Regions from separate parts of the Homo sapiens genome. Here region 1 is linked to region 2. Evidence: read pairs that join two places in POLR2A ChIA-PET (ENCODE). Cell type or tissue: GM12878. All regions are shown on one strand. Links, peaks and the distances in the headings refer to the core of each region. The heading gives the core; the rest is flanking DNA. Region 1 has its middle 150 kb from the start of BMP2. Region 2 has its middle 71 kb from the start of BMP2.

What was found. Peaks named below come from ENCODE experiments on the same cell type or tissue, not always from the same donor. Only the 100,000 strongest peaks of a DNase experiment are listed, where the experiment ranks them.
Region 1: POLR2A ChIA-PET joins it to region 2 with 52 read pairs; 2 of 35 experiments call an interaction of 5 or more read pairs at or near these places.

Annotation. Positions count from the first base shown.
Region 1 is chr20:6,912,061-6,928,813 of GRCh38, reverse strand. No RefSeq gene overlaps it. Among named protein-coding and RNA genes, the nearest start is that of BMP2, 150 kb to the right of the region's middle. In GM12878, for the core only: no CTCF peak of the experiment used is centred there; no DNase peak of the experiment used is centred there.
Region 2 is chr20:6,830,420-6,847,172 of GRCh38, reverse strand. No RefSeq gene overlaps it. Among named protein-coding and RNA genes, the nearest start is that of BMP2, 71 kb to the right of the region's middle. In GM12878, for the core only: no CTCF peak of the experiment used is centred there; a DNase peak (open chromatin) is centred at 8,732.

The sequences.
Region 1 (16,753 bases), core at 5,331-10,330, 83 kb before region 2:
GTATCTAACTTTGTTACCAATAAATACTCAATAATATTTTAGGATAAACCCCATATTCTTTCATATTGTTAGATTTTAGAGTCTAAGACTTAAAAAATTGAGATTGAGAAATATTACATAAATAACTTATGTTCCTTATACATGTTTTCCTAATTTGGGGGGCCCATTGATGGGAGCATTCTAATGCTTGCCTTTCTAAATATGTTTTCTTTCTCCAAAGGTTAGACACCGGGTCCCATGTGGCACAGATACACTTTGTGTTCTGCATTGGTGCACAACATGCCTACTTTGTGCCAGACACACGACAAATATGGAACAAGACATGTAAGATACCTGCTTTCGTGATGTTTATATTTTCATGGGGGAAGACAGATCACAAATAAACATTCGAACAGCATAATTTCACGGAAGTGCAATGTAAAAAATAAATATAATTTGTAGCAAAGCAGGAGTAAAGCAGGATGTCTACTTTAAGACTGGGAGTTCAAAAGAATATTTATCAGTCAGACTAGGTTAGGTTATAGTGTAATAACAAACAAACCCTAAAACTTCAATGGCTAAGGTCAATGAACATTCCTTTCGCATTTAGGCAAAGACGTCTGTGAATCCAGGAGGCTCCGCAGTGGCTTAACCACTGCGTGATGGCTCAGCATTGTTCTTCCATGTTAGCACAGACTTCTAGAGTCTCCATATCAGAAGAAGGAAACTTCATAGACCCTCCCACTGGAAAGGAAATGCTTCTGCCAGGAAGTTGCACATGTAACTTTCACTGATATTTCATTGGCCAAAGCAACCCACCTGATTAGTCTTCCCTAACATCAAAAGGCAGGCAAGGGCCTGCGTGGTGGCTCACGCCTGTAATCCCAGCACTTTGGGAGGCCGAGGTGGGCAGATCGTGAGGTCAGGAGATGGAGACCATCCTGGCTAACATGGTGAAACCCCGTCTCTACTAAAAATACAAAAAATTAGCCTGGCGTGGTGGCGGGCGCCTGTAGTACCAGCTACTCGGGAGGTTGAGGCAGGAGAATGGCGTGAACCCGGGAGGCGGAGCTTGCAGTGAGCCGAGATTGAGCCACTGCACTTCAGCCTGGGTGACAGAGCGAGACTCTGTCTCAAAAAAAAAAAAAAAAAAAAAAAAAAAAAAAAAAAAAACGGCAGGCAAGTTCTGATCCCTCGCTTGTATCCAGAAGAAGGAAAACTGGAAATATTGAAGTGGCTACTGCATTTATTCTGACTCCAGAGTGATTAGGAAGACACATCACTGAAGACTGGGGGGAAAGCATTTCAGCCAAAGGGAATGGCAAAAATAAAAGCCACAAGCTGAACATGAGAATAGATTGTTGAGGGATGAAGAGGAGAGGATAATGAGAATGGAAGAGCCAAAAAGGATGAAGCAGATGTCTGAGAAAGGCAGCAGGCCACATCATATCCACCTTCTAACGACACGAGGACTTGGATTTCATTCTGTATCCAATGGGAAAGCCCTTGGAGTATTTCAAGCAGAGGACTCACACGATCTGAATTATATTTTAAAATCATACATCCGCTTTTTTTTTTTTTTTTTTTTTTTTTGAGACGGAGTCTCGCTCTGTCGCCCAGGCTGGAGTGCAGTGGCACCATCTCGGCTCACTGCAAGCTCCGCCTCCCGGGTTCACGCCATTCTCCCGCCTCAGCCTCCCGAGTAGCTGGGACTACAGACGCCCACCACCACGACCGGCTAATTTTTTGTATTTTTAGTAGAGACGGGGTTTCACTGTGTTAGCCAGGATGGTCTCGATCTCCTGACCTCGTGATCCGCCCGCCTTGGCCTCCCAAAGTCCTGGGATTAAAGGCGTGAGCCACCGCGCCCGGCCATACATCCTCTCTTAAACTGTCAAAGCCCTCCTTCTCTTTGAAGCTTCATCTCACTCTCTCAGCTGGACTAAGCAATCCACCCTCTACATTCCCTGTCTCCTTGACATTGGCCTCCCTTTAATCAATCACATTGTTGCAGTATAATGATAGGTTTGCCTGTATTTTCCTCATTCAACCATAAAAGCCTTGAGGGCAGGGATCATCTTTTGTTCTTTATATTCCTAAGGCCTAAGGTGATACTTATAATGCTGAATTGTGTTTCTTCTGAGAATGACTAAACTCTGAACCTGGTTCTGGTGCTCAGGATCACCCAGGATGGTGGAATTAGAGAGGAGCAAGCTTTAAGGTCAAGTACGCTGACTAGTAAAAAAGATAAGTACAGAAGTTGTCGTTCAGAGTCGTACACCCAAACCTAAACTTAGGAAAATATTCTTTTTGTTTAAACTTTAAGTTCCAGGATACAAGTGCAGAATGTGTAGGTTACATAGGTACACATGTGCCACGGTAGTTTGCTGCACTTATCAACCCATCGTCTAGGTTTTAAGTCCTGTATGCAGTGAATTGGAAGGGGAGAGAACAGAGTTCTTCCTCCTTGCCCTACTTGTCTGCCAAACCGGTGATGGACTTTAGTGGTTGTTGAGATCATCTGAGGTTTCTAAGGACTACAAGAGCTCCAAGGCTTACAATTTTAAAACCACTGATTCAACTCATCACCTTTATTTCCTCAAATTAAAAAAAAAAATTAAAGAAGAGGGCAATGAGTTGCAAGAGTCACAAAAATAACAACTTGGCTGGGTCATGCCACTCTGACTATGAAACTCAAAATAGTTCTTCTGACCCACGTTACTCTGAGCAGATCTCTCAGGAGTAAAACAGTGTTCTTTTTCTGGGTTCTTAGACTGAAACCTTCAGAAGTGGGAGGCATAATATTATCTGGGCAAGGCCATAACTTCGAAATTCCTCTCATTTCATGTTCTGACAGATCACTTGCTTGCTACCACTCAGGGCACCCATCTATTCACTCAGAATTTTGCCAGAGGCAGGTACCTGACTCAGTTTTCTGGGCTTTTGATTATTCCCAGCATTGTGTGTTTGCACAGAACCTTCCCTAGCAATGAAGCTACCCTCCCATCCTAAGAGTAGAAGAGGAGGAGGAGATTCACAAAAATATATCAAGTTTTCTTTCCCCTTCACAACCCAGGAAAAGTGGGCACTTTTCCTGGTTGCTTTAAATCTAATTGTCTCCAGGCTGAAATTAGAATTAAGAATCGTGCCTCCACGTGTCTGGAGTCAGCCCTCCCATACAATTACTTTCAAGTTGTGCTTACCTTGTTTGAAAAGTGCCTTATAAACAGAATCATATTCTTATATTAACTGTGTTAAAGATATTATCACAGCCATCATCCACATTATCACTTGTAAACTGTTAGATAGTCAAACAGAGACATAACAAAACCTAAGAAGACATTTTTCACTGGTTTCATTTTCTTGAGAGGGGGTGGACTACGTTACTGCCTCCAGCTACTTTACGCTCAACCCTCAATGTGATGTTACCTTGATTCAAAGGAAAGATTTAAAAAAATTGTGTTTTCCATCCAAATATTTTAACTATAAAACCTTACCTCCAGATACATTAATTCAAGTGGAATTTGAAACTTAATGTTTCTGCTTTCTCAGGAATTTTTACTGCCCAGCTGTGATCATTTAGGCAGCCTAGTACTCACTGTTGGAACTCAAACAAAACCGGGGACAGTATGACCCTTTAAAAGATATTTTCTTCAAGTGGATAGAAAAGTCCCCAAATCAAAACAACCCGAGAAGTGAAGGGTCACAAGTGATTTCAAGAGATTACCAAATTCAGCCTCTGTTTTAGACAGGTTGGTAATAGAATCACCAGGACAGAGAGCTAGTCTGGTTTTTGTTTTTGAATTGAACTTTATAACAACTGTGCTCCCTCAGCCACATGCTATATGAAAAATCTTTTCATGCATGTTACATTAACTCCTCATAATGAATTGTCAGGACAATTGTTTTACCCATAGTGCAAGACAGAAAACTCCCAGGGGAGCCTCACAAGGTCCTGTACTTTGCATCATTGTACCAGCTGATTCCTTAGTTGTATTCTTTAACCAGTCTCTCTTCACCTAGTTCAACCTCCTGCTTTAAAGCAAGACTGGAACATGGTTTTCTTTATCAATGCAGCATTTTCTAGAATTGAGAAGACATACCTGCCATTAGTAAGCTGTCAACTCATCCTTATTGTCTAACTTAAACTTCCTACAACGTAGTGAAGCCAGAGCCCAAGCTTTGACACAAGACATCCTCAGGTAGATGTCCTTTCTCTGGCTTTTACCAGAATGTGGGAATTTGACCACATTATTTAATATCACTGAGGTTCGTTAGCACAGTACCTGAAACATAGGAGGCACCCAAAAGAATGACAGGCATTATCATTATGCCTTCAGATATTCTCTTTTATTTTATTTTATTTTGTTTTATTTTTGAGACAGAGTCTTGCTCTGTCGCCCAGGCTGGAGTGCAGTGGCGCAATCTCGGCTCACCGCAAGCTCCGCCTCCCGGGTTCACGCCATTCTCTTGCCTCAGCCTCCCGAGTGGCTGGGACTACAGGCACCCACCACCGTGCCCAGCTAATTTTTTGTATTTTTAATAGAGATGGGGTTTCACAGTGTTAGCCAGAATGGTCTCGATCTCTTGACCTTGTGATCCACCCGCCTCAGCCTCCCAAAGTGCTGGGATTACAGGCCTGAGCCACCGTGCCCGGCCTCTCCTTTATATTTTTTAAGAGACAGTCTTTCTCTGTCATCCAGGCTGGAGTGCAGTGGTGTGGTCACAGCTCATTGCAGCCTTGAACTGCTATGCTCAAGCGATCCTCTCCCCTCAGCCTCCTAAGTAGCTGGAAATACAGGTGCATGCTACCACGGCCAGCTATGTTTTCTAATTTTATTTTTGTAGAGATGGGGTCTCACTATGTTGCCCAGGCTGGTCTCAAATGCCTGGGCTCATGTGATCCTCTTGCCTCCGTCTCCTGAGTAGCTGGAATTACTGGCACAAGCCACCACACTCAGCTATTCTCCTTTAATCTTACACTCCCTGTATAGTTCATGATATTTGTACAATGTTTGATATAAGATATAAGATTTTGAATTTCAAAATCAACTTACACAAATTGCTATTGAATGTCTATATCAGTTGATAACTATATCACTGAAGTAATCCCTTAGCCAGAAGGAGGCAGCCATAAAATATTCTACTTATTTCAAAACTAATTTCAAGGCTGGGCGCTGTGGCTCATGCCTGTCATCCCAGCAATTTGGGAGGCTGAGGTGGGCGGATCACGAGGTCAGGAGATTGAGACCATCCTGGCTAACACGGTGAAATCCCGTCTCTACTAAAAATACAAAAAATTAGCCGGGCGGGCGTGGTGGCGGGTGCCTGTAATCGCAGCTACGTGGGAAGCTGAGGCTGGAGAATGGCGTGAACCCAGGAGGCACAGCTTGCAGTGAGCCAAGATCGCGCCACTGCACTCCAGCCTGGGCGACAGAGCGAGACTCTGTCTCAAAACAAACAAACAAACAAACAAACAAATTTCAACATCATTAATATTTGAAACAGAACTTGAATCTTTCAGGAATACACATATCTCAGTTCTTAAAAAATAGCCTTTTGTTACATTAACGTATTTAAAATATTTCATACTGTTTGTTACTATATTTATAGCAGATTTAGAATTCCATGATTCTATAATGCCTAGTCCTTATTTCCTTTGGTTAAGTTTAGGATGTGGTAGATTATTGTTCATCAAATATTCACTCCCTTTCCCCCATATTCGTGGAAAGAGTGCCATTCTCCACTCCCTTGATGCTGAACTTAACCAAGTTACTTGCTTTGTCCAATGGGATGTTAGTGAACACGACAGAGGAAGAGGCTTGAGCTGTGCTTGTATAATTGGGATTGCTGTCTGGCATTGCTTTCAGTCACCATGAAAATTATAACATGCCCCAAATAACCACTTGTTCAAAAGGGATAAGAGACACACGGAGTACACTTGAACAACGTGAAGCTAGGAACCTACTCTAGCTAAACCCAACATGGACAAACCCAATCTCAACTACCTCATGAATACACTAAAAAGAAAGACTTTACCCATGTAACAAACCTGCATGTGTACCCCTTGAACCTAAAATAAAAATTGGAAAGAAAATAAATAAATAAGAAAGAAAGAAATGACTATTGTTGGATGTCCCTGAGGTTGTTTTTTTTTAAGTATTTTGTTATGCAGCATTATCATGGCAGTAGATGACTGACACATAGGCTTTATAAAAGACCACATATTATTCAAAGCACTCTTCATTGCAAGCAACAGAAACATAACCCAAACTAATCTATGCAAAGAGAAAAATCAGTTAACTGGATCTGAGGGTTTAGGCAAAGCTGAACTTAGATCCCCTTTTAATATAACTCAATTGGTGTTATCAGGAGTATACCCCTCACCATCTCTCAATTCTATTTTCCTCTGGATTGTTGTCGTTCTCAGAGGAGATCCCTTTATGTGGTGACAAAGATGGTCTCCAGGAATGTTAGGTTTACATACTGCTGGTACATCTAATCTAGAAAGAACAGAGCACCTCTTCCCTAAAATCTCTAGCAGAAGCCCTGGGAATGAGGCTCTCTGATTGTATGGTACACCAGGAGCATACTCCAAACTAATCATTCTGGCTGGGGATACAGTGTTCTGATTGGTCAAGTATGGGCCATGTGACTATCACTGGTGGTGGTGGAAGCAAAGAGAGGCTGTAAGTCCCATCCAAACTTCAGGATCTGAAAATAGGAAAGAAATGGGTCCCCAGGGAAAAATGAAGAAACTGTTACCAAAATGGTACACAGAGGAAAAAATAGCAGAAGAGCATGACAGACACAGCTGTATAGTATTTGACATTTTTTCTGCCTTAATGTAAACAGCCACTACTTTACAGCTTCAAAAAGAAGTGCCATCAGCCCTCTTAAGAAATCTCTCGGGCATGCCCTAGCATTGGTTTTAAGCTCTGTGCCTCAGCTTGGCTGCCCTAAAGGACACTCCTCATTTCACTTGTCCTGGTATTTTCCTAGTCTCTTGGCCTATTTGGGTTGTGGTTGTTTGTTCAGAACAGAAGGCTTTAGTTCTCTCCACACTAACCAGAGGGAAATGATCAAACCTAGAAACTAAAAAAAGCTAGAAACCAACCTCTGCCAGTTTTGCATAAACTATCCTAAATGTATAGCCAAATCTTGGATTTAAAAGCTGTACATTATAATTCAGTGTTTCTGTGCTTTTCTGGTCAAGCACAAGAAACAAGTCTCCCTCAAAGCACAGTTTTCAAACCAAGCCTGGATATCAGCCACTAATTTGGTAAAGAGCTATCTCTTTGTGATTTCCCAAGGGTGACTACGCCAATAAGCTATCAAGCTGACCTATTTTGAAAGCAGGCGCGACATCACTTTGAATTAGGAGTGTCAATGCAAACTAGCTTATTATTGTGAATAATAGCCATTGTTAAACTAGCCCTGGGCGAATCATTCTGCACACGTGGATACATACTTACTGCTTCCGTGTTGGACGCCAGTGCAGATATGAGGCAAATGAAAATCACGTATTTAGCAACCAGTTGGTTTCTTTTTGCTGTTTGGCAAACGGACAGTCTTTTAGAGAATGATTGATCATTTTACTCCTAAAGGCAGAACTATATCTTACCCCCTCTGTTGTCTTCATAGTGTCTAGACCAGTCAGTTGTGTACACAATAAATGTAAGACAAATTGAAACTGTCTATAAGGTTTCTGTCTCCACATTCAAAGCAGATGAATGCCCCAGTCCATGAGGAGATGAGCTATGCTTTTTGTTGTTATCAAACTTTTTTCTAAACAAATAAGCAGCTAAATCTAAGCTGTAAAATAATAACTTGTATAAAATACATTTATTAGTTGCAATAAACACACAGGTAATTAGAAGCAAGGCAGGCATCATTTTTAAGTTAGTCCAGGTCCAAACGGCAGGAGGCTAGAGACCATTATGAGGGTTTTTAACCACTCACTGAACTTTTTTAAAAAGGTCCTTACTAAGAACTAAATCGATTTAAAAATAGTGTTATTTTATGAATGAGATTTATATTACCAACTATGGGAAGAAGCAGGAAATATGTAGAGGACCATCCCAAAATTTCACCTACCATACTTTTCATCAAGCACTTTTTAGCATCATTCTCCGAGAATGATTCTCAAGAAGGCTGAAACATAGGCCAAGCCTACAGTATTTTTATTCTACAGAAGAGGAAGATAAGATTATAAATGGAGCAGTAACTTCCCTGGTTATTTAGTGATCAACCAGGTCTAAAGCTTAGGGTTCTCCTAGCCCCTTTTACTCCCCAGGGACTTGACTTCTTCCTTGATAGCTGGTAATTTTCCAGCTGTTACATGATTTTTATTTCGGGCACAACTTTAATAAGTATGAAGTTTGGCTTTTACTAATGCTTAGCTGTTTACAAAGACTTTCACATGAATTATCTTATTTATCAGTCAAACAATTATCCCATTTAAAACATTAACTACATATGAACAAAAGCTCAAGTACAGATATGAATCTGTATATATACACTTACCTCAGTGCTCACACCCTCATTACGGGAGTAGCAGAGTCACTATCTCGACTTTAAGAAATTTGTGACTTCACAAGCACGCTGATTAATCCAGCATGTGAGGCAGGTAAATGCTAACTATTATTAAGACCCTGATTTTTCAGTTAGCAAAACTGACACAGTCAGTTACTTAATTCAAAAAAAAAAAAAAACCAAGATTATTAAGAGTAAAGGAAGGAGGACAGGCTGTTGGCAGACCAATGCCAAGAACACCCCTCCCCAGTGGGACAGGATTGCTGGTTGATCACAGAGACAAACATAGCAGACGTGTCAAAACAGCAGCTGCTCGTAGTCTTGTCACTTCTGACAGCTCAGCTGACATACTCATCTGGTCACAGCAGCAGCCTTCCAGAAGCTGCCCTCTATTAAGTTCCTATTACATGGTACCATGCACTGTGACAAATGTCTTAATGCATTATATGCCATCAAATTCTGTCTTTTTTTTTTTTTTTTTTTGAGATGAGTCTCACTCTGTCGCCCAGGCTGGAGTGCAGTGGCACAATCTCAGCTCACTGCAACCTCTGCCTCTCAGATTCAAGTGATTTCTCCTGCCTCAACCTCCCGAGTAGCTGGGATTACAGGTGTGAGCCACCATGCTCAGCTAATTTTTGTATTTTGTATTTATTTATTTATTTATTTTAGTAGAGATGGGGTTTCACCAGGTTGGCCAGGCAGGTTTCGAATTCCTGACCTCAAGTGATCTGCCCACTTTGGCCTCCCAAAGTGCTGGGATTACAGGTGTGAGCCACCATGCTTAGCTTATCAAATTCTTATGATAACTCTTTAAGTGGATACCACTATTATGTTCATTTTACAAATGAAGAACTGGTAGTTCAGAGAAGTTAAGCTACATGCCAAAGATCACACAGGAAAGTTGCAGAGCTGAGATTTAAATCTAGCTATCTTTGACTAAAGTCTGTGTCTGTCCCCCAGGCCCCGTAAAGTTCACTGCCCACATTTTCTTCCCACTTTCCTCCTTGCTTTCTCCTTTCCACCACCTTGCAGAATCAAAAGATATCATAGAAGCAAAAAATAACTCTTTCTGACAGGGCCTCTTCCTCTCAATATTACTCTGATGAGACTATTTTAACAGAAACTCTGGAAAAACATGATGTCTCATTACATACACTTTACTTCAACTATTAACTCCCAAAGTCAATGTGGTTCACAGCTGGAAATTTAGCATACACAGTAGCTGTCAGTTTATACCTCTAGCCCCTACTGACAATACCACTGTATCGTAATACATGGCAGAGTACTGATATTACCATGGGTTTACTGTCCATATTTATAATTGATGGAAATGGTACATTTCAACAAAAGCTTAGGAAATATAAAGAAATATTATTTTCCCATCTAAGTTCATAGACTCTTCTATAGTCTTGCAAATAAACCAACTTCTCCCACAGATAATAGCAATCTCCATGGCAAGCTGGCCTTTTATTATGACTTTACAGTCATCAGCAAAGACTTAGGCAGGAAAAGTTGTGAGTGTGTGACAGTTTGGAAAAAGGGCTCAATCAATGGCACAGGAGCTTTGCCTACAAGTTCCTCCTATGGAAAGTAACATTGAAATGCGTGAGTATCTTCTAGAATATATGTAAAACTACATTTCTAACACTGCTGAAAAAAAAAAAAAAAAAAGGAAAAGCAGCTTGGGTATTGGCACCAGAAAAAAAAATTGTCCAAAAAGAGGGAAGAAAACGTGAGAAGGCTGTTGTTTTTTGTTTTTTGTTTTGCTGTGAGACTTTTTGTGGGGTTGTTGCTTTTTTTCTTTTTTCTTTTGAGACAGTTTCACTCTGCCACCCAGGCTGGAGTGCAGTGGCGCGATCTCGGCTCACTGCAACCTCTGCCACCCAGGTTTAAGTGATTCTTGTGCCTCAGCCTCCTGAGTAGCTGGGATTAAGGCACTCGCCAACACGCCCGGCTGTATTTTGTATTTTTAGTAGAGACGGGGTTTCACCATGTTGGCCAGGCTGGTCTCAAACTCCTGACCTCAAGTGATCTGCCCGCCTCGGCCTCCCAAAGTGCTGGGATTACAGGTGTGAGCCACCGCACCTGGCCAGGATTTTGTTTTGGTGCTGCCCTAGATGCCCCTGTCTAGTGTAAACTATGTTTTTTTCTTTCTTCCTTTCTCCACATTTTTAAATTGCTATGCAGGTGTTTAGCTCTGGACACAGAACCAACAGAAACAATCAGAAGCTCTGTTAGGCCAAAACAAATTCCAGATTCCTTTTCTCCTCTTCCTTTATACCCCTCCCCTTCTCCAAAATCAAGGACCACAAAGTATCCAGTTGGAAGAATAATTTCCTCTAAGAGCCAAGGTTCTTAACCTTTACTGTTACATGGACTCATTTTACAATTCAATGGAGCCGTTGACTGCTTCTCAGAATAACAATTTTTAAATGCATTAAATAAAATATATAGAATTATTAAGAAAAACATCAATAATGAAATATTTATAGTCTTTTCTTAATTTTATTTTTCCATAAGTTATTGAAGTACAGGTGGTATTTGGTTAGATGAGTAAGTTCTTTAGTGGAGATTTGTGAGAACCTGGTGCACCCATCATCCGAGCAGTATACACTGCACCATATTTGTTGTCTTTTATCCCTCGCCCCCCTCACACTCTTCTCCCCAAGTCCCTGAAGTCCATTGTATGATTCTTATACCTCCTCATAGCTTAGCTCCCACATATCTATAATAATATTTTTAATTGCTGTAGTGAGGCATGTGCTCCCTTACTAACGCTTTAAGTAGAAAGATCTAGTGGTAGGTCTAATATTTACCATAATATCTAAGTAGTGTTGGACGTAAAGCATCTGTTGAGACCAGATGTCTCTACATCAACAACTGTATTGTAATATGTTACAGAATGCTGACATTACCGTGGGTTATTTGTCCATATTTATAATTGGTAGAAAAGCTATATTTCAACAAAAGCTTAGGAAATACAAAGAAGTAATGTTTTCCCATTAAGTTCATGGACCCTGCTATAGTTGGAATGTCCCTTCCAATACACTTTTTGAAACTCAATCCCCAATATGCCAGTATTGAGAGGTAGGGCCTTAAAGAGGTGATTGGATCACAAGGGCTCAATTCAATGAGAATTGAATGAATCCATCCATTCATGGATTAATGGATTAATGAGTTATCATGAAAGGGGAACTGGTGGTTTTACAAGAAGGGGAAGAGCAACCTGAGCTAGCCCATGTGCACAGTCATCCTCCTTGCCATGCAACCAGCAAGGAGGCTCTCATTAGATGCGGCCTCTCAACATTGGATTTATTAGCATCCCTAACTGTAAGAAATAAATTCCTTTTCTTCTGGATTATCCAGTTTCAAGTATTCTGTTATAAGCAACAGAAAATGGACTATTACAAACTCCTTGACTTCGATCCATGGATCCCAAGATTAAAATCCTTTTCCTAGAGGCATATATACTGGTTTGAAATCACCCTTAAATTTTTACACCTCTGCACTCTCTGCCTTGTCTCCTTAACCTGCTGAGCGTCTCTCACCAAATGAAGAGCTTATGCTTGATATCTGAGTTCCCAGCACCTTTCAGAAAGATTGTTTTAAAGGCACCTTGAATATGGTAGAAATGTTAGGAAGCCTGAAACAGTAGAGATTTTGTTTGTCTTTTCTCCAGCTATTAAATTTAAGGCTTTGGAAATGGAAGTTGTCCTTCAAAGGGCTTATGGAGAAAGGATTTCATCTGTAGGCAACTGGGCTGGAATAAACCAAACTTAGGCCATGCCTATATAAAGATTTTAGTGCAATTTAAACTTTGAAAAAAAAAAGAAATATGCAGAAAAAGATGTTTTAAAAGGCCATGAAAATGGCAAAGAAAAGGAGAGAAAGAGATGGAAGAAAGATAAAAGGAAAGGAAGAGAAAACAGAAGATTTTTAACAAGATTCTCAAAAGCGTGGCAATCCAATGAATATTAGAAATAAACTAGAACCTCGTTGTCATTGTGACTTTAGTTTTGGTCATTCAAACAGCTCTGAATATCAGCATTCAGTTTTCCAAAATGACAGGCTTGGACTTCTGACTCCTTAATATCAAGACGACTGTGCAGAAAAGCAACCATCACTCAACTGACAATTACACTCCTTATCTCAGAGGAGTCCAGAAAATTCGGGCAACTTCAAGTAAAGGGTCAGCTCTCAAACACAGTATTTTCCAAAACGACTATGACTATCTTAAACATATATATAGCTATGCAAATTCCACGTTTCCTTTCATGCTATTTTCAGATTGTTTTTCAAATTAAACATTAGACTCTGCAGCTCACAGAGGATGTTAGATTAAAGGGCCGGTTGCGTTCCACAAGGTTTGGGTTTTCCGCATTTGCCTAGAAATAGATTTTCTCTGGGTGGGCCAGGTGAAATGCAACAAAGTTATTGTTACCTCACTTCCCTTGGCTTTTTGGGTGGAGAAGCCAGATGAAAGAGAAAAAGAAAAGAAGAAAAATAAAGGAGCGGCCAGAGAGGAAGAACAAGGAGAGGGAGATGCCATTTTGGACTCAGTGAGGTCAGATGGATCTACCACCAGATTTTTTGTTGTTTAAAGAACAAACAGAGAAGAGGTAAGAAAAAAATATGTGGCTTACAACAATGATAAAAGCAGAAATATTCGCCTCTCACATTGCACATCAGTGCTGGTTTGCCCAAGATGCTACAAAACAAGGGCAAATAGACCCCAAGCATCCAGGTCTCATTTGATTCTGTCCTGTGAAGCAGATGGGCCTTTGGCTGCATTTAATTCATTTACACAACAGTGAGCCTTGGCTGAGAGCTAAAAGAGAAACGTTAGGCGTGAGTGCTTAATTTTATACCCAAAATCATACTTTTTAAAAGGCACCGTCTACAGATTCTTCATTAAATTATATAACCTGGCACAACAAGTTGGTTTTCTTTAATTTAGAGTGTACCCGCAGATTTCTTCCCAGCCAGAGGAGTATGCTAATTACGTGACCAATTCAGTTACTGAAGCACACCATGCTATTAGCAAGGGGATTGAAGAGCAGTTTTGACAAGCTCAGAGCCTGTCAGGGACATGAACTTAAGGCCTTAGGCCAACATCTGACTCTCTCCTGCCTCTAGCATCTGAATAATCCATATTTTTACTTGGGGCGGGGTGATGTTTACATATTGCACAGATCTTATTTTTAGCAAACTTAACAATAGCTGGAAAAGCAGCAAGGGCCTTGCACCTCTGCAGAAAAGCAGGACTTCCAAAAAGCCATTCCCTCCGTCTCCTGTTATAATTTATGTTATGATGAAGCTATAGATCAGTCATCGTGCCCGTTAATTTTTTTTTCAACAGCTATTACCTCTGCTAGCTTTGCTTCAGGCTATGTAGTGCAAACACAATTGTTATCAAGGAATGAATTTTGGGGATTCACAGCTTTGTCACACTGTTTTCTACAGGAAGATGTTGCCAGAAGAGAATTCTCCGGGGCTCACACCGTCTACTCCCCTCTTCCTTCTCCAGCAACAACAGTGAAAAGTCTGCATTGGCATCCTGAACATTGAGCTCCTGATGTTTTTTATTTTTAGAGACAGGGTTCTCACTTTGTCACCCAGGCTGGATGGCAGTGGCAGGATCATAGCTCACTACAGCCTTGATCTCCCAGGATCAAGCAAACCTCCTGCTTTAGCCTCCTGACTAGCTGGAACTACAGGTGCACATCACACACCTAGCTAATTGTTTTAATGTTTTCAATTTTTTTGTAGAGACAGGGTCTTATTATATTGCCCAGGCTGGTCCCAAATTCCAGGCTGGGCTCAAATGATGCTCCTGCCTCAGCCCCTCAAAGCACTGGGATTAGAGGTATAAGCCACCACATCTAGCCCTCAATCTTTTCATAGTCAAATACAGATGCTCAATAGTGATGGTGAGCATTTTTTCATATGTTTATTGGCCATTTGTATATCTTCTTTTCAGAATTGTCTATTCACATCCTTAGCCCATTTTTTTTGGATGGAATTTGTTTGTTGTTTTTTTTTTTCAACGCTAATTTGTTTGAGTTCCTTATAGATTCTGGATGTTAGTCCTTTGTCAGATGTATAGATTGTGAACATTGTCTCTGACTCTGTGGGTTGTCTGTTCGCTCTGCTGATTGTTTCTTTTGCTGTGCAGAAACTTCCTATTTCATTAAGTCCCACCTATTTGTCACTGTTTTCGTTGCATTTGCTTTTGGGTTTTTTGGCCTTGAAGACCATCTTACTCCTTAAAGACTGGTAATAATCAAAAAATAATAAATGTTGGCAGGGATGTGGTGAAAAGGGAACATTTTTACACTGCTGGTGGGAATGTAAACTAGTACAGCCATTATGGAAAACAGTGTGAAGATTCCTTAAAAAACTGAAAGTAGAATTACCATTTGATTTAGCAATCCCACTACTGGGTATCTACCCAGAGGAAAGGAGTCATTATATGAAAAAGATACTTGCACATGCATGTTTTTAGCAGCATAATTTGCAGTTGCAAAAATATGGAACCAGCCCAAATGCCCATGAATCAATGAATGGATAAAGAAATTGTGCTTTATCTACACCATGGAATACTATTCAGCCATAAAAAAGGAATGAAATAATGGCATTTTCAGCAACCTGAATAGAACTGGAGACCATTAATCTAAGTGAAGTAGCTCAGGAATGGAAGACCAAGCATCATATGTTCTCACTCATAAGTGGGAGTGAACCTATAAGGATGAAAAGGCATAAGAATGATCCAATGGACTTTGGAGACTTGGGGGAAATGGTGGGAGGGGGTGAGGGATAAAACACTAAAAATTGGGTACAGTGTATACTGCTCAGGTGATGGGTGCACCAAAATCTCACAAATCACCACTAAAGAATTTACTCATGTAACCAAACACCGCCTGTTCCCCAAAAACCTATGGAAATAAATATATATATATAAATGCTCAAAATTAAATTTTATAAAGACCCCAAATGAGGACATTATCCTGGGTTCTCTGGGCATCACTCACTTCACTTCCATAACATATTTTACAAACCTCAGAAGCTAGAACATAGCTCTTCACCATTCCCCCCCACCTCTCAGTGCCAGAGTTGTTTTTTCTCCCTGTCTTAACCAGCGTCCATAATCAAGAATGGGTTTAAAGTCCCAAGCTTGACTATACTGAACTTTGGGATCACCTGGGAAGCTTTAAACAATACTCATGCCTGGTACCACTGCCTGAGGTTCTGATTTAATTAGTGTTAGCAGTTCTCTCTGCTGAGAACTTGACAAAATAAATCATTTCAAGGCTACTTTTGAAAATAATGGTAAAAGATTCCTGTTAATAGCATTTCTGGGAATTTGAATGGGAAAAATGAGTGTGTTCGTGGTTAGGAGGAAGTGAGGGTGTGGTTGGAGGTCACTTCCCATTAAAGTCCTTACTGTTTCAGCCACAGAAACAAGTCATATAGATATATATTTTCTTTAGCTGTTCTCTGTGCCTGAAAAGCTCTCTCTCCTCTCATCCCATCCCCACCCCAGGCCTTCTATCTCACTTCCTCCAGGAGGACTTCCTGGTCTCTAGGACAGAGCTGGACCCCTGCTATCCCACCTCCTGTCCCTTTGGGCTTCTTCTTTAGAATACATGCTGCAGAGTTGCTTTTATCTATTTGTCCCCTAGCCTATATGTACCACAAGTGCAAAATGCACACCTGTATTGCTCAAGGTTGTGTCTGCGTAGCCTCGCACTGTGCCTGTAACATAGTAAATGCTCAATAAATATTTGTTGAATGATTGAAAGTAGATCCTTATTTACTTCTTCCAATATTTAGATTTAAAATATCTTCTTCTAATGGCCATGAGACACCAGCATCTAAAAGATCCTGTATTCCAGGGGTGGCAATACATTTGCTCTTTGGTTTCAAGGGCCCAACTTTTGGCCTTCACCCTTTCTGTAAATACACTGGGTGCAGGGGGAGATCATCTCTGGGAATTTGCCTCATCTTGGGATGAAAAGAGCGCTGGTTTATATCAAGTGGTGGAGCTCAAGCCCTGCCTCTCTCAAGATAGTCTATCCGGAGGGTTTCTGTGACAGGTAAACGAGAAAGCATATTGAAGTCTATTTAAACAGCAACATGTTGAGTAAACTGTGCTAGCTGTCATGCTCAGCACTAGAGTTCAGCTCTGGAGATCACCTCAGGAACTATGACCTTCCAGCTATTAATTGCATGTCTCCTA
Region 2 (16,753 bases), core at 6,510-11,509:
CAGCCATTCTCCTTTCTCCTCACTGCCTTACAACCTCCTGCAAAACCTCCTTTCCACAAAGCCTCATGGCACTTAATGCCATCATTCCCTGTCCCTCTGCAGGGTTGGCACCTACTGGTTCCTAGAATATTTCCCTCATTCACTGAAGACTTTGGAAATTGGATCACCGTCTTCTTAGATCCCATACCTCTTACCAATTGACAACATCCAAGTAGACAACACAGTCATTATCAGGTACCTATGATTCTCTGTCTCCCTAGATCCAATGACTAAAACTTCTACTGCCTTTTGCTAATCTACTTCTGTAGCCATATCAAATTTCAGCATTGTTCCACTTCCACATTTTTATTTCCAAATACCCTTCTCTCTGAGCACATTCTTCCATCTTCCTCAGTCTTTCACTCCCTCACTCAATATTTTTTTCCACTTCCAACTTACCTATTAACTTCTTATTGTCTGTCCTTTTACTGCACCTCCAAACTCCAGATCAATCCAACCATATGCTTTTTCTCCCTTTATACTCAAGCTGAAAAAAAATACCTTGCCACTTTGCAAATTGGTGACACTATTGAGAAGTACAAGCCTTTGGAAACAGATCTATAGATTTATACAGTTTCCAGGAAACATGATTTAATCCCTGGCCTCTGGCAAGAATTGACTAATTAGCTCAAGACCCCCTACGTCAGTGCCAAAGCTCTTGGGAAGTCAGGCTCAGCCCAGGTGGATAACAGTATTGGGCTTCAGATAACTTGAACACAGTCCAAATTCTCTTATACAATAGCTCTCGGGTTTATTATTTTACAGTTCTAAAATTTTATTATATGCAATGTCATGTAAAGTTAGTGATGTTTAGGAATCTCATTTGCATTTTAGTGGCATTTGTTTGAAAATAGTTTACCTATCTGCCAAGTAATGTGCTTAATGATGGAGTGGAAGGATAGTGATGAAATTCAGGTAAAAGATGGCATAGCCACAGGCAAAAATCACAGCTTCAAAGGGTAGGGAGAAGCCTCAAGTCTTGTAGTTCAAAAATCCTTTTACTTAGCAACATCACTTAAAATAACAAAAAAACAAAACTCCTTCTGGACCAGTATCAACTGCTATCTCTCTCCTTCCAACGCTTCAATTTCAATTCTAGCTTCCTTTGTGTTCCACTAAATAGATCATTGTAACAGCTAATGTATCCAAAATCCTTCTGCCTTAGTAATTTTTATACATAAGTGAAGATTTCCACTTTTTAATGCCATTAAAATGTATATCTGTTAACCATCTTTTAAAATTTATTAAATTCTTCCCTGCCATCTTAAGGATAATGTGTAAACCACATTTTGCTATTTCTTGCATTTGCAGAATCCTCTCTAAAATTTAGTCATAGGATTTGTAATGTCCAATTAGCTGCTCAATGAATTTTTGAGTCTCTCAGGTCTTTGTCTTTGTTCCCAAAGTTGAAGTGGCTAGAAAAATGTCCTATAGATACATTTGTTGCCAAATCACACACACACAAAATATGCTACTATCTCAGAGGTATCAGGACATATAATAACAACCTCTAAATATTTCCCCAAGAGTTGCTCCTATTCAGTGAACACCAGAAGTAGTCTCTGGGATGTATGGAGAGTAACATACTCCACTCAAAAATATAAAAAATAACTCATTTGTAAGTTTTAAACCTTCTCACATTACTTTTGGTTTCAAAGTATGGACTGTTTTGCTCAATGCCAAACTGGCTTTGGTGACTTTACATTTCTTTGCTTGCAGGGTCTGGTGGATAGGATGGGACAAAGGTCAAATGCCTTTAACACTCTGGGTTTCAGTTAACTCAGTTCTCAGGTGAGAACTTCAGCCCTTCTGCTCCTGCAGATTCCAGTGTCAGGTGGTTCAAATGCCATAGCACAGATGAAAGCAGCTTGAACAGCAGAAGGAGCTTTATCCATGAAAGGACAGAGCCAACTGAGGCCAGGGGAGCTTTTGGTGACTAGCAGGAGCATTATTCACATTTTACAGTTTCTAGCCTAGTATGTGTCAGTCACTCGGTAAACATTTGATGAACAGGTGAATGAATAAACGAATAAAGGAGCCCACTTTGATATTGATACAAAGAAACTAATAATATTAAATAATTTTCCCCAAAGCCAGAAACTCCTTTTTGAAAAAATCTAATGCATATTCAAATTGCATTGGTCATCAGAAACCTCTTTGGAAAGCAGAATGGCAAACTCTAAATCAGGCCCATGGGATTTTCCTTAGAAAATTGATCAGACAGTCAGGCGCGGTGGCTCATGTCTGTAATCCCAGCACTTTGGGAGGCTGAGGCGGGCCGAACACCTGAGGTCAGGAATTCGAGACCACCCTGGCCAACATGGTGAAACCCCGTCTCTACTAAAAATACAAAAATTAGCTGAGCATGGTGACGGTCACCTGTAATCCCAGCTACTTGGGTGGCTGAGGCAGGAGAATTGCCTGAACCCAAGAGGCGGAGGTTGCAGTGAGCGAGATCGCTCCATTGCACTCCAGCCTGGGCGATAGAGTGACACTCTGTCTCAAAAATAAGAAAATTGATCAGACAATTGAAATTATCACCTCTGCAAGTCAACAGACTTTCAGAAAGAAACTAGTTTTTGAAAGTGCATGCTCATGTATGTGAAAGTCTAGTTTACCTATCAAGATCATCCTGGGTAGGCATAGTGGCTCACACCTCTAATTTCAGCATTTTGGGAGGCCAAGGGGGAGGATTGCTTGAGGGCAGGAGCTTGAGACCAGCCCTGTCTGTCTCTTTTAAAAAAAGAATTATACATATACACATAAGTGTGTGTATATATATATGTGTGTGTGTATATATATGTGTAAATATATATTCCTTTAGTTATAATACTATACTATTTATTGATGACAGGACAATGTTCAAATATTGAAAAGAGGAAACAGTGTTGACGTTGTCTTGCGAGAAACTGTTGAAGGAATTGGGTAGGTTTAGAAGGAGGAAGAAACAACCAAGGAGAGAAATGGAAACTCCAAATTAATCTCTCTTTATGCAAAAAAAAAGAAATCAAATTATTCTAATGAGATCCAGCAGCAATAAGCAAATATTAGACCCAGATTTTAAGGAAGAGCCTGTTAGCAACTAGAACTGCCTAGAAATGAGACAGGTGCCTTTGCAGAAGGCATCTTCCTTCCATGGTATCAAATCACAAGAGAAGAAGAGCGGCGGGATGGGATTTCATCATACACCAGACCTGCTGACCTTCCTTCAAAGCATCTGTAAAATCTTCTCCCCATTTATGACCCAGAAAATGAAGAGGACCAATGTGAAGGGCTGGATAAGCAATGCTCAGACATCCAGAGTCCACAGCACAGACATTTCTTCATTATTGAAGACTTACCAGGGCTGGATGCAGTGGCTCACATCTGTAATCCCATCACTTTAGGAGGCCAAGGTGAGCAGCTACTTGGGAGGCTGAGGTGGGAGGATAGCTTGAGCACAGGAGAGGTTGCAGTGAGCTGAGATTGCACCACTTCACTCCAACCTGGGCAACAGAGCAAGACCTTGTCTCAAAAAATTAAAAATAAAACTTGCCAGGTGAGAATCAGGTGGCAGACATGGCAGGAACTGAATTCTCCAGAGGGCTCCAGCTTTGCAGTTCACAGCACACAAAACTGGAGCCCTTCTTTGCCCTAAGCACAATAAACACTTATTGAATTAAAACATAGGCAGAAATCAAAGGCAGGCAGAGCGAAATGGTGAGAACTGCTCTTCCAGACATTTCTAAATATGCCAGAGAAACTTTCAACGGCATGTTAGAACTTTATAAATTATGTGTAAACATGACCTCTGAAAAAAAGCCAGGGTCTATGTGGCCAAGAGTGACTTCTTTAGTGAATCATAGCTGGGACAGTAATTTTTGAACTCTGCAATTTTCCACATCTTTTCCAAAATAAGTGGTGTAGTGAAAACACACGATCCAGTGTCCTTCTGCCAGCTTCCCATCCCCTATTACACTTTCTTTTCCTTGTAATAATTTTTTGCCTTGGTTCAGGATATCTCACCTTATCATTCCCATTTTTCCTTTTTTTTTCTCTCCAATCTTTCACTACTAGAACTTCCATAAATCATCAATGGCATTCTGGAGGGAATGGGAAAAGGGGGCAAAATCCTGCTCAGTCCTTCATGCTAATTTTGATTTCTACCCCTGATGTATTGAGTCTGACAAAGGGAAGATAGACGGGCAGTCAAGTGAGAATGTTTAGGCTTTCTTTCCTGAAATATTGTCTTCATGGTATAAATAACTAAAATTTATGTCGCACAGATTATTTTAGGCAATTCTATAATCTGGGTATTAACAGGATTTCTATTTTAAAGATAAGGAAACTCTCCTAAAGTTGCACTCTTAGGAAGTGGGGGAAATGAGAGTTAAACTACATCATGCATTCTGCAGGTCAAGCATTTAATTATTATATTATTTTTCAATCGGCCCACAACAAGTTAAAATTCAGGCTCCTCTCTGGGTCCTCCCAGTTCATTGCCTCTTCTACATAAATGTTGGCAAGTCATTTTTCCACGGACTGTCTTAGAGATCCTCTCATCTCTGGCAATTCTACAACTATGCCTACTCAAAACATTGTATTACCTGTGGACTCCAGAATGGGGGTTCTTTTTTTAAAAAAGCTGTTGTTCAGGACCTTCCATATTATAGTTCCACCACCATTCAAGAGTTACTGTGCCCACCACTTTTTTTTTTTTTTTAATTTGGCTGAACATGTTTGTGAACCCAGATTAGAAATTCATGGCCCGACAAGGTTGTTGTTGGTTTTTTTTAATTGATTCACAAATGTGTTTAATTAAAGAGCAAGAGGGAATATTTGAAATTAAGACTGGCCCCATAACATCTGGGGTCCAATTCAATCTATTCATGCTCTCTAGAACATTCCTCCCACTCTCAGCTACATGTCACTGCTTCTTTCTGTTATTCCTTCTTCCTCTCACACTCGCTTAGGGTCATGCTTACATGCTCAGAGCTTCATATATATTGAAATTACAGGTAAGTGTTTTCCGTTTCCCATGGCAATCCTAAAGGGAAGTTAGAGCAGGTCTTCTGACATTTTCCATTCATTCTCTATGTAGCATGGCATTCAGAGAGTGTTACTGAATAAATAATTTAAAACATCTAAGATAAATTGCTGTTTGGTATGGAGTCATAAAAATTGGTTGCAATTTATTTTTAAAATACACAACTACAGTAATTTCAAGTTTAGTGTTCATGAGCTACACTTTTGATTTTTTAAGTCAATAACAATTTTGAATACTCCTTTCCACAAATCCCATAGAAAGAGTAAAAAGGTCTTGAAATTTTCAATGTTTGGCATTACAGCAACTGCTGAAAATTCCTGTTAGACAATATTCCCTGACTCTTGGATCAGAAAGAAGGGCCAGCATAGCAGGGCATGTCTACTAGGACATCATACAGTTCGTACTCCACAGTTCCTGCTTCAGGATAGCACAAAAGCCCCCAGACAAACAAGCAAAAGTTCTCAAGATTCTTTACTGCCTTTATCTAATATAACCAGCTTTCTGTCATAACTAGATGTTGCCCAGTATGCAACAGGGAGCCATGTTGTCAGACCATTCACAATTTCCTAAACTATCACAAAATTCCCATAGGAAGGAGAGGGCATTTCACATGGTTGGAAGTGCCATCCACGCAGGGGCTCAGGGAGGATAATGATTGCATTTTTAAGGTAGAGACCAGGCACCCATCCCTCCTCCAAATCTCTCTGCCTCCAGCCCTCTATTCTTCCTCTCTCTCTCCCTCCTCTCTCTCTCTCTCCCTCCTCTCTCTCTCTCCCTCCTCTCTCTCTCTCCCTCCCTTCTCTCTCTCCCTCCCTCCCTTCTCTCTCTCTCTCTCTCTCATCTCTCTTTCTCTCAAGGATGCGCTCAGCTCCTGCTAAGGAATTTAAGGAATAACTTTTGGTCCATCCTCAGAGGTTACAGGTGAAGAACAGAAATAGCATGATATATGGGGAAAGTTGGAGGAGACAGTCTTAGTCCTGAAGAATCAGGGAATGCTATAATGTGCCCTGAGGTACAGTCTACAGAGACTACCTTGACAAAGAATTTAAAATAAGAGCTAAAGAGAAATTGGCCACTTAATAATTTGATAGTAACAGCTTTGACTTTGTTTTTAAATATAAGGAGGGAAGAAATAACACCTGAATAAATTTAGTATGCCAAGATGTTAGCTTCAACTCTGACAAAAGGTTTGTGCTTATACAAAGTGAGATTCTCTAATAACCTGAATTTTAGTTAATTATTTTTGTACATTTACAGAGGGATGATGATCAGAGGTAGGCTTCTGTTTTTGGATACTACATTCTGTGGTTTGACATTAAGGGAATGTTTGTATCTGCTTTGATCTCACCTAATTACCCCAAAATTTAGTAGAATTCCACAATTTATCCAAGAATATTATAATGAAGCAATATTTCTGGATATTGTTCGAAGGATCTCATGATCCATCCATAATATTCTAGTAATAAAAGCTATCATTAACTGAATACTTAGTCTAAGCCAGGTACAGGATCAGCCTGTTCTATGTATTATCCTGTCTAATCACCCAATCAACCCTATGATGTAATAGGATTATTATATCCATATATTACAGATGAGGAAACTGAGGTACTGGAAGTGAAATGAATTGCCCAAGGTTGCTGAGCAGAAAGTGGTAGTGCTAGAGCTCTAGCCCAATCACAATTCAGAGCCAACATATACAACTACTGTGTTATTCATCCTTCTCAAATAAAAATTACCAGATGTTTTCAACTGTGGGTGTATAATACCTGCTCCTGGTGAGGACTGGGGCAAAAACGTACTTTCATATCACAGGTGGAAATGTCACTTAATGCAGCTTTATTTAAAAGCAACATGGCAATACTCATTAAAAGTAATAGTGCACATAGCCGTTGATTCTGCAGCCCTTCTCCTGGGAGTCAAATTCTGTGAGTGTAAAAGCATAATCTGCACAAGGATATAATATGAATTCTAATCCACAAGAGGAAATGTTAAATCAACTATGGCATCATTGCACCATGTACTATTACACAGCTGTTAAAAGGAATGGGGTAGATCAACCCAGTCAGTTGACTTGAAGAAATTGAAAGAAAAATCAAAGTGTAATAAATATCTCATTTTTGTTAAAAAAAAAGGGGGGGGTAGAATTTTGGGGGCAGTGAGACTATTCTGTACAGTAATGTATTGGTATATACATGTCATTATACATTCGTCAAACCCCATAAAATATGTGACACACAGAATGAACCCTAATGTAAACTGTGGACTTTAGTTAATAATAATGTATCTATACTGGCTCTACTGGCTCATTGGCCATAACAAATGTCCCATACTGATGCAAGACGTTAATAATAAGGGAAACTGGGGAGCAGGTGGTAAGAGGGATATATGGGAACTCTACTTTCCACTCTACTTCTCTGTAAACCTAAAACTGCTCCAAAAACAAAGTCTATTAATTAAACAAAATTATTAGAGACTACTATATATATTTGGATATAAATTTTAATATGATGAGTATAGAAAAATGTAATTTAAGCTTAATTGTGGGGCTAAGGGAACAGAAGAGGGTGAAAGCAAAAAAAGTTTTTTCCTAAACTTTCCAACTCGCAAGATGAAAACAATAGAAATAGGTATTCTGTGGGCTAATTAGTGTAAACCAGTATGTGTGTTTTAGAAAAACATATAGTTAGACAAATTCTCCTGGAATTTTCCCCACGGACTTTTAGAATCTTTAATTCTAGCATTTTGTAAATGTGCTATTGAGTATCCAATTGTTGTTTTCCCCAACTCACCGTCAAACCATAACAAAAGAATAATAACTGATAAGAGGCTGTCACTAAATGAGAAGTTGGATCTCCCATACTGAGCTTTGCACTCAGCGAAATCAAGGAACTTGAAGTTCCTAGAGGTAGTAACTTCAATCATATTTTCTCCTTTTCTTCTTCATTCCAAAGCCAATGCAAAACTAATAATGATGTTCTACAAGATGGCCTGAGAATTTCTACTGGTGTTTAAGTCATCATAAACTGTAGACTACTTTGCAGTAGATTTCCTTCCAAGAAGATTTTAAGATCTCACTTGGAAAGAGTCTATATCAATCAATCAACCAACAAATCAATCAATCACACACACACACCACCAAGCCAGGAAAATAAAGATCCCCACCAAAAAGTAGTAATATAAATGTTATAATGTTGTGTTATAATATACATTTCAGATGTATAGATACGTATATAATTTAATTCACATATTTGAAGATTGAAATCCTGAAATCCTGGGAATCTGCTTAAATAATGAAACGGAAGTCCCATAACTCTTAAATGTAGCACGCTCACATAGAGTTGTTGGAGCAGGTTTCGCATACCTCAAGGGACAATTTCCAACCATATCCTTCAAGGTGTATTTTCCTCTAATTAAACCTAATCCCTCTTACCTCCTGGTGGCCTGTAAGAGCTCGATTTTCAAGCGTCACCACATCGTCTGGTTGCCTTCTGAGATGTTACAAAAGCAGTCAGTCCCACCCGGGCTCTGCTTACTGAACCCTGAAAAAAGCGTGAGCAGGAAACAGCCAGGGCCTCCTCTACAGGGCTTACGTGATGAAATGCAGCTCACCATTAGTTGCCCCTGCAATTTTCACACCTGGGGCTCTTGAGCTTTGAGGGTGCAGGTGGCCTAATACAGGAGTAATTAGTTCCATGTCATTAATTATTTATATGGAGCTTATCACCCTGGGTTGGCAATTTTTGTTGACTCAAAACTGCAGGTGCACAAAGGAATAGTGGCGGAGGGAAAATGGTGCTCTGTGGGCTGAATATCTTCGAGACTGTCTCCAGGAAAGGCTATGTCATTCATAGCAACCACAGAGTTTTGAGAGTTGACAAGTAATTTTACATGGTGACTCACCATTGCTACAGTTGCAAAGGTAATTCTATTTGACTCACATGAAATTCTGTTTTTAATGTGTATTTGACAGGAAAATAGTCTTCCCATTTTGTTGTTGTCCTTAAAGAAAAGCAGGGAATGAGAATTTACTGCCGTGGTCTTCTCTTTCAGACCTAACTGTTCTTAGAAAATTCCAAGTAGTTTCAATAACACTACTGGAAATTCTCCTTATTAACTCTGCTTTTAGAACCTTCTGGTGAATCTGATTTCAGTACTGCTTGTCAATATATAACTTCGTTCTAACCAACTACAATCCCTAACCCAGGCTTAAACATTTGTTGCAACAAACTTTTCCCTGAACTACCTGGTGCTTTCCTTGTGATTCTAAACTCATCTGCCTCCATTTTCTTGCAGTGATGCTGGTTTTTCTTAAGCTACTATTCCAGCTACTTATTTCTCCAAATGAAAGAAAGGGGAGAAAAAAGAAGAAAATTTTGTTTTCCATACCCAGATTTCTGGTTCAGGATTTTATTAAGCATTTAGAACACAGAACGATTTCAGATCAATTCATGGTAAACTTTAATCTCACTTCTATAGTGGTTTGAAAGCAGAGAATCTCTGAACTAGTATCTCAGTGGGAAAGAATTTTTGCAGTTCAGTCTCTCTTAATGCTTCCTCCATATCAAGGTAATCCTTAAGTCTTCTCTCTAACTCAGTAACTCAGTTCCTTCCACATTCACGGCAGCAAATTAACCATGATCTATTTAAGAAATTGTCACAGAAGCCTTGTGTCTCCCATCTCGGTATTTCTAGCAATCACCAGATGATGCTGATGGCTCATATATTTTGAGTAGCAAATTTCTAGATCATCACGTAAAAGCTATTTCTTCCTTTTGGTTTTGTAGCCTCCCTGTGTTGTCCACAAAGAATGGCCCTGCACCCCCTAATAAAAAAAACCAACCCAACCCCGCATAACCCTACCTTTTTCTGTGAATTTTGCATTTCAAATTTTTCACTTCACACCTCTAGTTTTTGCTGTGAGAAAATTCTGGTGCATATCAAATAAGTTATATATTGAGAAGAAGAGGCGAACATTTACAGCTGCGGAAGGGCATGCTCTCACCTCTGTCTGCCTTTACAGCACGGAAAGGTTGCCTTAACATTCTGTGACAGAGGTTCTCAAAGTGAGAGCTCCCTGTAGAAGCCACGTCAGCATCTCTGGGAGCTTGTTAGATATGCAAATTCTCAGTCCCACCCTAGATCTTCAAATTAAGAAACTCTGGGTTGGGGCCCAGGAATCTGTTTTAACAAGGCCTCCAGGTGATTCAAATGCCAGCTGAAAATTGAGAACCACTGGTACCTACATTGTTTGGTCAAAAATCTTACGAGCTTTGCATTCATCCAATTCATCTTAAATCGTGAATGTTAATAATAAATTAAACTCTGGTTTGGAAGTTTAGAGAGTGCATCTCCACTTCACCATAAACTAGTTTGGTCTAGTTCATACGCTTGTGCAACCCCTTCAAGGGTTGGGGTTTGGTTCTCTCATTAGTAAGATGATTATATAACCAATCCTTTAAGCTAGAAACTCTTGATAGTAATAAAAGGTGCTGTTATAATTACACATGGACAATAGGCGTAAATTGGGACTATCCTAGGCAAACTGGAACATATGGAGATTTTACTCTTTAGGAAAATAAAGATTGGTTGGGACAAGACAGCGATAAGCCTTCCAGGTCTAAGATTTTTACAATGTGAACCCTAAAATTTTTAAGTAGGAACTCATAACTACTGTCTTTATTCGGAACTGCAAATCTAAAGAAGAATTTATCTATCTCTCAATTATGTTATTACATTTTTAATCACCTTGCTTAATTTAAAAGTGCATTTGAAGCTCTAGGATATCACCCTAGGGTATAGGATGATCAGGGTGTAAAAGCTGTCAGTATCAAAATAGAATCACAAATGTTAAGAAACAGACAAACAGAGCCTTTACCTCCCTGAATACACATATACTTCACTATGACATGTGTATTCCCATTACAATGCTGTATTTCCAAATAAACGTCTTCCTTTGTAGAGACCCTCTCTCTTTGTTATTTAGGTTGACAAGGGTGAATTTTGAAAATCCAAAAGTCTCAAAGCCCTGGGTACAAAAAGAATGCCATCTCGGCAACTAAAATATCCCACTAACCATGTGTTACTTGGACTTATTCAGAAATAGCCAGGAGCACAATTTGATCTAAGAGTGTCATGTTCGTGTTTGGTTAGAGGTTTTTTTGGGGTTTGGGGTTTTTTTTCCCTGTTAAATAAGCAAGAGTTATGTGATATCTTGAAAGGTGAGGATATTATGCTCAAACATTTTCAGTGTATTGAAAAGTTTCAATAGACTAAAAAACTGTGCTAATACGAACTCCCCCTTTCCTCCGTCCCCTTCAAAAAAACTTAAATCAGAGAAATGCAAATGACTGTCATCTTGTAGTGTGAACTTTGAACCTAGAAGAATCAAAAAGACAAAAAGACTATTTAGAAAATAGTATCTTTCCTTTCTAGCTATAAACTACAGTGTATGTGTGTGTTACAGATATTGGGAATATTTTCTATTTCATTTAACATCATAGTATAAAAAATTGGTCCTTAAAAATTTATCATTTTCAACTTGCCTTCAGGCCTAACATTAACTTAGGAAAATCTAAAATATATAACTTTTCTTTAGAAAGTTTCGTAAATTTCAAAGTTTTTTTCTTGGTGGTTTTATTTTCCAGTAAGTCTCCCAGTCTGAAGTCCAGCTTTCAAAAATCTATTCCCAATATCTAAACAATAGTTTTAGACCACCGTTATCAGTGTGCTGGGAAATCAAGCAGTCAGGAAGTATTTCACAGGCACCTAATATTTTCGTAATAGTGATCAATAATAATGAAGCTTTGCATTTTAGGTTTCACGTTTTTCCTGAAAACATCTAAAGTATGTTTTTTCTAAACAATGTTGTTATAGAAAGATTTGGTAATTTGTGCTATCAGTTATCCATTGATAATATCCTGTCAGAATATGACAAAATATATTTAGAAAGAGCTCATAATATGCAAAGCTCATAATATACAAAACAATAATATGAAGTAAAAAGTCAAACACAAAGTAATATAGACTATAATATGCAGTGGTAGACATAAGATGAGAAAGAAACATTAAAATATTAACAGTTGGCTGGCCACAGTAACTCAACCCTGTAATCCTAGCACTTTGGGAGGCTGAGGCAGGTGGAGCACTTGAGTTCAGGAGTTCAAGACCAGCCTGAGCAACATGGTGAAACACTGTCTCTGCAAAAACTACAAAAAATTAGCCAGGCATGATGGCATGTGCCTGGAGTCTCAGTTACTCAGGAGGCTGAGGTGGGAGGATCACCTGAGCCCAGGAGGTTGAGGCTGCTGTGAGCTGTGATCACACCTCTGCACTCCAGCCTGGGCAACAATGAGATTCTGTCTTAAAAGTAAATAAAGTAACTAATTAATTAACTATCATTGCTAGTTTTAAGCAATAGGATCAGGCTGATTTTTTTTAATACTTTTCACAAATTAACATGTTTTCCATAATAGCAAATATATTATTTGAGAATAGGGGGAAGAAATCACATCTTATTTTAAAATTGTCTGGCACAGAGAGATGAGAGGACTTCTGAGCAAAGGTGTCATGTGTATCTCATCTTCTATTTAACAAGTGCCTTTGTTCAAATCATCAGAGGCCATGAAAAACTGGGAAACATTTTCTTTCTTTCTTTCTTTCTTTCTCTCTTTCTTTCTTTCTTTCTTTCTTTCTTTCTTTCTTTCTTTCTTTCTTTCTTTCTTTCTTTTTTTTTTCAGATGGAGGCTCACTCTGTCGCCGAGGCTGGAGTGCAGTGGTACAATCTCAGCTCACTACAACCTCCGCCTCCTGGGTTTCAGTGATTCTCCTGCCTCAGCCTCCTGAGTAACTGGTATTACAGGCATGCACCACCACGCCTGGCTAATTTTTGTATTTTTAGTAGAGACAGGGTTTTGCCATGTTGGCCAGGCTGGTCTCGAACACCTGACCTCAGGTGATCCGCCCACCTCAGCCTCCCAAAGTGCTAGGATTACAGGTGTGAGCCATGCACCCGACCGGGAAACATTTCTTAAAGAGGTCACAGTCTTTGTCATAATGTGGCACACTCTGTAACTTTAATATGCACAAATTTCTTGATTCCCAATAAGGAAAATATGAAAAAAGTTAATAAATATGCAAAACAGTCATCTGCATAATGTCATAGGTTGCTATCTACTGAATTTACAAAATTATATATAAATTCACTGACAGCTTCTATTCACTCTTAATTGAGACCTTGCAAATTAAAATTTTATCCTAGGACACAATACTTGTCCGTGCTGATTAATTATAGCTAATAACATTACTTTGTAACCGTATTCCACCACTTTAATTCTCTCTCTAAATTCACAAAAAAAATTTATAAACTTTGAAACTAAACTCATTTATTTTCCAAATTTTGGAAATATGTTCATAAGTGACATGAAGCAAAAGTCTGAGCTCATCAAGGAAGTCAAAATGTTCCAATTCTAGGAATTCAGGTGACAGCTATGTAAACCATTAATTTACAATCCCATTCCCTCCAGGTGTCCGTGAGAAGTTCTATAAAATAGCATGAATGTTTCCAGAAACTCAAGACCTGCTCCTCATTTGCTAGGCAAGAACTACTATAGCAGTAAAGCAGAAAATCTGGTTTTGAAATGATTATGGTAGTGACTAAACAATTCCACATGCTATAAGAATCCCGTTTGATATTAGATGTTACCAAATTTAGTTTCAAGTTAAAGATGATTTTCCTTCATGGTTCTTTTTACTCTGCTCTATCCCAATATTTAATCTCCTCCCAGTGATTCTGTGATCTGGGTCTGAGAAAAGATACATAATTTCATTAATTATGATTTTTAAACTGAACATTGCTATGTGTTCAGCTATTTTTCAAAGCAAAACAACATTTAGAGATCAAATTAAGATCACCAAATTAGTGATCTTCACTTTTTGCCAAAGATGGCAAACTCTCTCCACATCTCCTTGGTTTTTTGTTTGTTCGTTTTTTTTCCCTGAGTCACTCTCTGTTCCCCAGGCTGGATTGCAGTGGCGCCATCTTGGCTCACTGTAGCCTGGACCTCCTGGGCCCAATCAATTTTCGCGCCTCAGCCACCTCAGTAGCTGGAACTACAGGCGCGTGCCGCCATACCCACGTAATTTTTGTATTTTTAGTAGAGATGATTTCACCAGGTTGGCCAGACTGGTCTCGAACTCCTGGCCTCAAGTCATCCACCAGCCTCGGCCTCCCAAAGTGCTGGGATTATAGGTGTAAGCCACCATACCTGGCCCACATCTCCTTATTTTTGATCAAGTAGAAAGTGCTAAAGCATCACGATTATGGCTTCAAATTGTCATTACTTCTAGTAATGCCATTTTCATGGGTAGGTGTGTGCATTTCACTTACCCTCCTTCACAAGTGTTCATCTATGACCAAAGAGTTGGACTTGATTTTTGGCTAGATTTGTCTAATATGTGGACAGTTTGTTAGTCAATCTGTATATTGGTATTATCCTTCCTGGAATAATAGAAGTAAGGCTCAATCTCAGGGATGTTTTGAGGACCAACGATGTCAGTAAGAACATCTAAATCTGGCCTGAAAGAGGTAAACAGTTATTGCCAGTGTACCCTATGTAGACTTCACCATGAAATAATTTTGTGCCTTCTTTTTCAGACAATATATGTTCCTCAGAAGTTATCCAGTCAAAAGCCGCTGCAGAGCAAATTATTTTTCCTTTTACTCTCTTATCAATTAAATATTTCTTCCAAGCGGCAAAAAGCACAAGATCACATCTAGGAAAGCAGTTAACCTCTAAAAAATGGGGATATAAACTATTGTGTGTGTGTGCCTATAAATGCTCACTTTCTTAAAAAACAGTTAAGAAATAGTTTTATTAATCTGGAGAAGAAAAAGCTGAGAAGCAATGCCACTCTTAGCTTTCTTGAGAAAGGATCTTGACATGCGGGGGAAGGAAGAGGTAGATAGCCTCTTATTCCATTACTAGGTAGATCTACAGCTAGCTACAAAGGCTGCCTCCCAAGAGTCAAATTTTAGCTATATGTGAGGAAGAACTTTCTAACATCTACAACTACACAATCATGTAATGCTCTGTTTGGGAAAATGATAAGACTCCGCTGGAGTGTTCAGTCAAAGCCAAATAGCCATCTTAAAGCTGTGGTAGAAGACATGGGGAAGAATCTAGAGCTTCTCACTCAAAACAAGGGAAGATGCAAAGTGCCTGGCAAAAGTTGGTAGGCTTCCTTCATGTAATGATAGCCCAAAAATAGGACACGCTAAACCAAATGTGAGGTGAGTGAAGTAGAACTGAAATCCATCCCTCCTCTCTACCACCAATATTCCTTTGTAAACAATACAAAGCCCATATTTTTGTGACTCAAACATTTTCTGGATGCTTTATTTGGAAGGATCCTGGATAAAGAAGCATGAATATGAGTAAGCCAAAAGCAATCAAAGCACCTGATGTTTACATTGTGGAGTAACACATTTTCAAGGAAGAAACTCATCAGTTAAGATTCCTTGTGATTTGTAATTTGTGACAATTCAAACACAGCTTTGTCTATGTCGCTACAGTTTATTTTCCCATTATCTATAGAAAATAGATCAATAAAATTAATGTAAACAAGAATGAATGTAGCCGGTGTTTCAATTTACTTGAGAACAAATTGTTTTCAAACACATTTACAACAACCCAAATGCATACAAACAGTGTGTTAATTGTAAATGAGTCTTATCTATCCATTCAACTAGCTCTAGCAGGGTGTTTATCTGCAGTGTCTCAGTAGCCCCCTTACTATTACTTTATATTATACATCACTGAAAACAATAAAACTGCATTTTCTCTTAAAATGCCTAAGGAGGGTGTATTTCTTCTGTAATATAAACATATTTTTTGATTAAAATTATTCAAAAGAAAATTAACAGACTCACCTGAAGACATATTCAAATATTTCTAATTGTGCTACTTTTGTAATAGGAGCACAGAATGGGTTATTAATCAACCTCATCAAGTTATAAAATAAATCTAAATTCTGTATACAAGTGTATGTGAGAGTGGGAGTGTGTGAATATATGTATACATGTGTGTTTTTGTGTGTGTACCTAACAGGACGGCTGTGTTGTCATTCATTTGCCAAATATTAATCAAATCCCTTTGTATGTTAAGCACTTCAAGGTATTTGGATACTCCATTGAAAACAAACCAACGAAACAAAAATTCCAGTACTTAAAGAATTTATATTCTAATTGGAGGAGACAGACAGTAAACAATAATCATAATTAACAGGTAAGTGCTTTTGAATGTGGAAAATGAAGAGGTTAGGAGTCTGGTTGGGGACAGGTTCGAACTGTAAAATGTGTGGGCCAGGTAGACTTAATTAAGAAGGCAGCATTTGAACAAAGATGGAAAGATGGTAAGAAATTCTATCGTCTGCATATTTGGAGAACGAGCAGTCCAGGAAGAGCACATAGGCAATGCAAAGACCCTAGTGTATTCAAGACATAACAAGAAAGCTAGTTTCTTAGTTTGAATGAATAAAAGGAGAACAGGAGGAAACAAGGTCAGAAGTAAAGGGGTCAGATGATATAGGGCCCTGGAGATGGTGGTAGGATATTGGCTTTTCTCTGAAATAGATGGGTGAAGAGCCTGACTATCAGGCTGGAAATCAGCACATGAATAAGCGATAATCATT